Regions from separate parts of the Homo sapiens genome. Here all the other regions are linked to region 1. Evidence: read pairs that join two places in POLR2A ChIA-PET (ENCODE). Cell type or tissue: HepG2. All regions are shown on one strand.

The links. Peaks named below come from ENCODE experiments on the same cell type or tissue, not always from the same donor. Only the 100,000 strongest peaks of a DNase experiment are listed, where the experiment ranks them.
Region 2: POLR2A ChIA-PET joins it to region 1 with 6 read pairs; 3 of 35 experiments call an interaction of 5 or more read pairs at or near these places.
Region 3: POLR2A ChIA-PET joins it to region 1 with 6 read pairs; 13 of 35 experiments call an interaction of 5 or more read pairs at or near these places.

What each region holds. Positions count from the first base shown.
Region 1 is chr16:74,990,590-74,993,089 of GRCh38, reverse strand. No RefSeq gene overlaps it. Among named protein-coding and RNA genes, the nearest start is that of WDR59, 6.7 kb to the right of the region's middle. In HepG2, no CTCF peak of the experiment used is centred here; a DNase peak (open chromatin) is centred at 1,329; H3K4me3 peaks cover 1,637 bases.
Region 2 is chr16:74,714,059-74,716,558 of GRCh38, reverse strand. FA2H (fatty acid 2-hydroxylase) reads left to right here. Exons shown (of 7, transcript NM_024306.5): 6 at 1-212; 7 at 2,290-2,500. The coding sequence ends at 2,369. Among named protein-coding and RNA genes, the nearest start is that of MLKL, 14 kb to the right of the region's middle. In HepG2, a CTCF peak has its summit at 64 (motif pointing right); no DNase peak of the experiment used is centred here; H3K27me3 peaks cover 1,304 bases.
Region 3 is chr16:75,128,888-75,131,387 of GRCh38, reverse strand. It overlaps a transcript of ZFP1 not described here. Among named protein-coding and RNA genes, the nearest start is that of LDHD, 13 kb to the right of the region's middle. In HepG2, a CTCF peak has its summit at 728; DNase peaks (open chromatin) are centred at 747, 1,427 and 1,717.

The DNA of each region.
Region 1 (2,500 bases):
CTTAACTCTGTCACCCAGCTCGAAGTGCAGTGGTGCAATCTGGGCTTACTGCAACCTCTGCCTCCCAGGCTAAAGGGATACTACCACCTCACCCTCCTGAGTAGCTGGGACCACACGTGCGTGCCACCGTGCCTGGCTAAGTTTTGTATTTTTTTAGAGACAGGGTTTCACCATGTTGCCCAGACTGGTCTTGAACTCCTGGGCTCAAGCAATCCTCCCGTCTCAGCCTCTCAAAGTGTTGGGATTACAGGTGTGAGCCACTGCACCCAGCAGAGGAATTCTTCCAATGACAATTTTGTTTTCTCTGTATACTTTCCAAAGGGGTGAAAAAGACTAGATCTACTTAACAGCTGTATTTCTTTTTGTGAATTAATTATTTGGCCTTAAGATTTACATTCTAGTGTGCTGATTATTATAAGTCACCTCTCTCATAGCTGGCACCACTGAACAGCTGAGATCTTGTACTGCAAAGGTGAAGCCCCTGCTCTGTGCAATGTGATTGCACTCAGCTTAGGTGCCCTGTGGGACCCCGAATGGTAGCCTATCTCAGAAAATGTCCTGTTATGGCTGGGCACAGCGGCTCATGCCTGACCAACATGGTGAAACCCTGTCTCTAGTAAAAATACAAAAATTAGCCAGGCATGGTGTCAGTTGCCTGTAATCCCAGCTACTCGGGAGGCTGAGGCGGGAGAATCGCTTGAACCCGGGAGGCAGAGGTTGCCGTGAGCGGAGATCGCGCTACTGCACCCCAGCCTGGGCAACAAAGGGCGACTCTGTCTCAAAAAAAAAAAAGAAAAGAAAATGTCCTGTTATCTTGTTTTGTACTAACAATAAACCACTGATCCACTTACCACAACAGTCAGGAGGAAGAGCTGATAAAATTTTTGCTGCCAAAGCCCTTTGGAAATGCGAGTGCATATCTATTCTATTATAGAAAGCCTGGGACTTTCACTATTCAGAAAATAGGGGAAAGGGCTTGTGAGGGCCTACTCCTGAGAAGCAGTGGGGAACTCCCGTCCACCTCCCTGTTTCTGTGAGCCAGAGGAAGGCGAGGGTTTCCCATGGCTTTGGAGGGCATCCCCAGCACCCCTATCACCCCACTGGGGGTGGACAAATGCCTTTTAGTGAGAAACTTCCTCCCAGGCCCTCTCGGAGCTCTTTAAATTTTATTGTTTTGCTTGAAAGGAGACAGCTTAGAGAAATCAGGATAATGAGTAACCAAATACACATGGCCGGGAGGCTGAGCACAGGACCATGTTCATAAATATTTGTTGATTGATGAAGAGAGGGAAATTATTACTGGGACTCAGGGCCAGGGTCCAAGGTTCCCAGATGTAAATGAACTGAGTAGTCAGCTAGCTCCAAATTCTGCAGAAGAGCAAACAGAAGACTAGAAAGATAAAGGATCATGTTCAAATTGCATGGCTAGTTGCTGATAAGAGCCCAGCCCAGGCCCTGGATTTCTGGGTTTGCTGTGTACCCTGCTTTCCTGCCGCTTGGCTAGCAAGTGTCCTGAAAAAACACAGTTTCATGATAAATCCTCTGTGGCAAAGTGGGATCTACTTGACAAAGGACCCTCAGTGGTCCCCAGCCTCTGATTCAGATGCAAAATCCTAAGTCCCCCAAGTTACAGAATGGACCACCCTCCCCCAGGCCAAGGGGACTCCAGAGAAACCTGAAAAACTGAATTTCTGGCCATCGTGGGAAAGAAGGTCATTATACCCCCCACCTTTTCGAGTTTAGGCACAACTGATCAGCGTTAAGGTTGAAATAGAGATCATAAGACTGACAGAACAGACGCTTTGTGGCAATAAGATACCGAATTCCAACCTGACTCTGGTATAGCATCATATAACAGACAGCAGACCCTGAAGGAAATAAAAGTATTTTACCCCAAAATATATTTCTTTGGCGTAGTTTGAAATGGCTCTTCAAAGCACTCTGTTGTGGGGGAAATTTTGCATCGTAGAGAACGCAGCTGAGACTTTCCTGCATTTAAGAGAGATTAAGAGGCCGAGCGTGGTGGCTCACACCTGCAATCCCAGTACTTTGGGAGGCCAGCGGGGCGGGAGGATCGCTTGAGCCCAAGAGTTAGAGATCAGCCTAGGCAACATAGTGAAACCCCATCCTAATTTTTTTTTTGAGACAAGGTCTTGCTCTGTCACCCAAGCTGGAATGCAGCAGCGCCATCTTGGCTCACTGCTCTGCCTCCCGGGTTCAAGCAATTCTCCTGCCTCAGCCTCTGGAGTAGCTGGGACTGCAGGCATGTGCCACCACGCCCGGCTAAATTTTTTTTGTATTTTTATTAGAGATGTGGCTTCACCATGTGGTCTGGAACTCCTGACCTCAAATGATCCACCTGCCTTGGCCTCCCAAAGTGCTGAGATTACAGGCGTGAGCCACCTTGCCTGGCCTTAATTTTTTTTTTTTAAAGAGATAAACTGATATTGACACCTTTTAAGGCCCTGAGAAATTTACTGCCTATTCTCTCTGAAGGCTG
Region 2 (2,500 bases), 280 kb after region 1:
AGCCTCCCTGGTGATCGGCGTCTTCTACTTGTGCATGCAGCTCATCCTGCCCGAGGCAGTAGGGGGCACTGTGTTTGCGGGGGGCCTCCTGGGCTACGTCCTCTATGACATGACCCATTACTACCTGCACTTTGGCTCGCCGCACAAGGGCTCCTACCTGTACAGCCTGAAGGCCCACCACGTCAAGCACCACTTTGCACATCAGAAGTCAGGTGAGGATGGGCCTGTGCTTCCCAGCCCCCTATGTGTGTTCATTGATTTATTTGCCAACTACCATCGAGCTCCTGGGAACGGCAAGGCACTGTTCCATGTACGGGGCATATACAGAGGGTTCCCTCTACTCTCTTCCCTGGTGCAGACAGCTGTGCAGAGACAGGCAAGGACATCAATAAATGGCAAAGATTTCAAACTGTGATAAATGCCATAAAGAAAATAAAGGGGCTGGGTGTGGTGGCTCACACCTGTAATCCCAGCCGAGGGGATTGGGAAGCCGAGGCAGGTAGATCACTTGAGGTCAGGAGTTTGGGACCAGCCTGGCCAACATGGTGAAACCTGTCTCCACTAGAAATACAAAAATTAGCGGGGTGTGGTTGTGCCCACCTATAATCTCAGCTACTTGGGAGGCTGAGGCATGAGAATAGCTTGAATCCAGGAGGCAGAAGCTACAGTGAGCTAAGATTGCACCACTGCACTCCAGCCTGGGCAACAGAGCAAGGCTCTGTCTATAAAAAAAAAAAAAAAAAGAAGAAGAAGAAGAAAGTAAAGCAAGGTGATGGAATATCACATAGGTGGGGGAGGGTCCAGCGATTTCCACTGACATATTATGTGGGCCACATATGTGATTTTAAATTTTCTAGTGGCCACACTAAGACATGAAAATAAACAGATGAAAAGAATTTTAATAACATTTACTTAACATAAGCAAATTATTATTTCAACATGTAATCAACATTAAAAAATCATTAATGGCTGAGCGCAGTGGCTCAGGCCTATAATCCCAGCACTATAGGAGGCGGAGGCAGGGGATTGCTTGAAGCCAGGAGTTCCAGACCAGTCTGGGAAACATAGCAAGACCTTGTCTCTACATAAAAAAGTTTTAATTATCCATGTGTGGTGATATGCACCTGTAATCTCAGCTACCTAGAAGGCTGAGGCAAGAGGATCATTTGAGCCCAGGAGTTTGAGGCAGCAATGAGCTATGATCATGCCACTGCACCCCAGCCTGGGTGACAGAGTGAGACCCTTTTTGTAAAGTCTCTTTAAAAAAAAATAATTAGCAACTCTTATACTAAGTCTTTGAAATCTAAGGTGTATTTTGTACTTACAGCACATCTCAATTCAGATACTAAAGTTTCATTAGAAATACTAGATCCATATCTAGATTTTATAAAATTTGCAAACAGTAGTTCACATAGGTAAGTTGCTCCAAACATGCTTAAACATTTTCCGGTAACACACTTGAGGAGGCCGAGACGGGCAGATCACCTGAGGTCAGGAGTTCAAGACCAGCCTGGCCAACATGTTGAAACCCCCTCTCTACTAAAAACACAAAAAATTAGCTGGATATGGTGGTGCGCGCCTGTAATCCCAGCTACTCAGGAGGCTGAGGAAGGAGAATCTCTTGGACCCAGGAGGCGGAGCTTGCAGTGAGCCAAGATCACACCAGTGCACTCCAGCCTGAGCAACAAGAACGAAACTCCATCTCAAAAAAAAAAAAAAAAAAATTCCAGTAACTCAATCAAGCATCAGTTTTTACATTGACATGTTAATTCATCAGAATTAAATGAAGTTAGAAATTCAGTTTCTCTGGAGCTCTAGCCACATTTCTAGTGCTCAGTAGCCATGTGTGGCTAAGGGCTAGTTGGACAGCAAAGAGATTAAATGGTCCAGGTGTCATTGCAGAGGTGCCATTAGAGCTAAGACCCTAATGAAGAGAAATCAGCATCTGGCGTCCCAAGAGCGACTGGTGCAAAGCCCTGAGGCAGGAATGAACTTGGGCCCCAAGGAAGGGGAAGGAGATGGAGGTGGGGGGTGGGAGGGGGCCACGTAGCCTAGAAACGAAGGCCAGATAAGGAATTAGGGTTTATTCCAGCTTCATGCTGGGGACAATAAAAGACACAGGTTCCCCACCCTTGACTTCTGCCAGAATGGCCTCGGGAGTTGGGAAGGCCAAGGGGACAGATATTGACATTGTCTCCACCTCTTATCCCTACCCTGGCACCCTTCCCAAGCCAGCGCACGCCTGCTCCTTCAATGCCTCATCTTCTCCCCGTTTGTCTCCCTCTCTAGGATTTGGTATCAGCACTAAATTGTGGGATTACTGTTTCCACACCCTCACTCCAGAGAAACCCCACCTGAAGACGCAGTGACAACTCCCACCCCCTCCGTCCTGCCCTCAGCCCGGCCCTGGCCCCTTCCCGACCCCCACCCGCCATTCAGACCCCATTAAGAAGGTTGGCTTGGCCAGGCAGGATGGGCTGTGTCCGGCCCTGCAGCCTAG
Region 3 (2,500 bases), 140 kb before region 1:
CTGCCCCGGGGAGGGTGAATATGAAAGAGTTGTGAAGTCTTTTCTTTCACCTACCTGGAAAACTGCTGCTCATCCTCAAATTTCCTCTTCCGGGAAGCCTCCCTGGCTTGCCCCACTGCCCAACCCCATCCCATCCTGAAAGCCCTCCCTGAGCTTCCCTCCTCATGCTCCTGAGGGTGGCCCACTCTAAGTGGGACACTGATACCTAGACTTGCAGGGTGAGGAAGAACTGGCCAGGTGGAAAGCCTGGAGAATATGCCAGACCGAGGGCACAGCGTGTGTCAAGAGCAAGCCTGGCTAGAGCTTGAGGCCCACAGGGACAGAAAGGAAAGCTGGATCTTAGGAGGTCAATGAGGAGGTTGGGAGGAAGCGGGATATAGGAAAGATGATAAATGGATATCAGGCCCTAAAAGGTGCCAGATCTGTGGGGAGGTCAGCAGGGCACAGCAGGATTTTTAAGGCCACTGCAAGGGCTTTGCATTTGTTTGAGGGGCCACAGGAAGCCACTGAAGCGTTTTAGGCCGTGGAATGGTCTTTATCCCTCAGTTTTGTCAACCAAAAAAAAAAAAAGAATCAAACTGTAAAATACTTGAAGGGATTTACTCATGTGAGTATTACGGTAGGTAGCTAGGCAGGCATGAACAGGGCAAGAGAAGGCTCCCCCTCCACCCAACAGGAAAGTCAGGCCACCCTCAGGTGATGGTCAGGCAGTTACACTGTTTCTCTAAAATAACAGTTGGTGGCAGCCTGCTCCAGGGAAAGGCAGTTTCCCAATAGATACAAAAACCTGAAACGGATGATCAGCTTCCCAATAAGATCTCAGGAGTTGGGTGACTGAGCTTGAGCATGCGTACTAAGAAGCAAAATGATGGAGTTTAAGAGATATATGACCTTCTAGGAACATTCAGCTGGTAAGGGAAGAAAGCCTCAAGTCAGCATGCGTACAAGGCCAGTCAACAAATTGCACGTTTCCCTCCCAAGCGCTAGCAGGCCACTGACCATGTGGACAACCCACCTCAAAAAAAGAATCAGGGGAGAAGGGCTGCAAGACCCCCAGAAGCGTGCCACCATATAAAACTCCAAGTCAGGCTGGACATGGTGGCTCATGTCTGTAATCCCAGCATTTTGGGAGGCTGAGGCAGGCGGATCACTGGAAGTCAGGAGTTTGAGACCAGTCGGGCCAACATGGTGAAACCCCATCTCTACTAAAAATACAAAACTTAGCCAGGTGTGGTAGTGCATACCTGTAATCCCAGCTAGCTACTGGAGAGGCTGAGGCAGGAGAATTACTTGAACCCAGGAGGTGGAGGTTGCAGTGAGCCGAGCTTGCGCCACTGCACTCCAGCTTGGGCGACAGAGTGGACTCTGTCTGAAAAAAAACAAAAAACAAAAAAACCACAAGTCAAAAGGTCAAACCACACACTTGTCTTTCAAGTTGCCCTCTTGGCCCTCTTCCAAGTGTACTTTCCTTCCTTTTGTTCCCACTCTAAAGCTTTTTAAATAAAATTTCACTCCTGCTCTAAAACTTGCCTTGGTCTCTCCTTCTGCCTTATGCCTCTGTGAACCCCAAAAATCTGAGGCAGATCTCAGTTAATTTAGAAAGTTTATTTTGCCAAGGTTGAGGACACATGCCCATGACACAGCCTCAGGAGGTCTTGGTGACATGTGCCCAAGGTGATCACAGCACAGTTTGTTTTTTTACATTTTAGGGAAACATGAGACATCAATCAACATATGTCAGATGAACATTGGTTCTGTCTGGAGAGGCGGGACAACTAGAAGTGGGGAAGGTTTTCCAGGTCATAGGTAGATAAGAGACCAATGGTTGCATTCTTTTGAGGTTCTTATTAGCCTCTCCAAGACAGGCAAAAGGATACGCATTTATCTCAGTGAGCAGAGGGGTGACTTTGAATAGAATGGGAGGCAGGTTTGCCCTAAGCAGTTCCCAGCTTGACTTTTCCCTTTAGCTTAGTGATTTTGAAGACTCAAGATATTTTCCTTCACATTCCCCCTTTTTCTTTTTAAAAATCTTTTAGAGAAAGCATTTTAGAAGAAAATCAGTCTCTGATCTCAGGTTTCATCTGATCTCTCATGGCTAGGATGGTTTATTCCTAGACAGGTAAGTCCCTAGTTGCTAGGAAAGCTCATTTTTAGAAGGTTGTGAAGTCTCACGTCCTCTGAAGAGAAAATAGGGGGAGGAAAGGAGAACAACAACAAACAAAAGAACAATCCTGAAAAATTGATATAGGCCACATTACTCCGAAGTCCATACATCAGTAGACAGATACGAAAGTGGCTGGCCCGGCGCGGTGGCTCACATCTGTAATCCCAGCACTTTGGGAGGCTGAGGCAGGCGGATCACCTGAGGTCGGGAGTTTGAGACCAGCCTGACCAACATGGAGAAACCCCGTCTCTACTAAAAATACAAAATTAGCCAGGCGTGGTGGTGCACTCCTGTAATCCCAGCTACTTGGGAGGCTGAGGCAGGAGAATAGCTTGA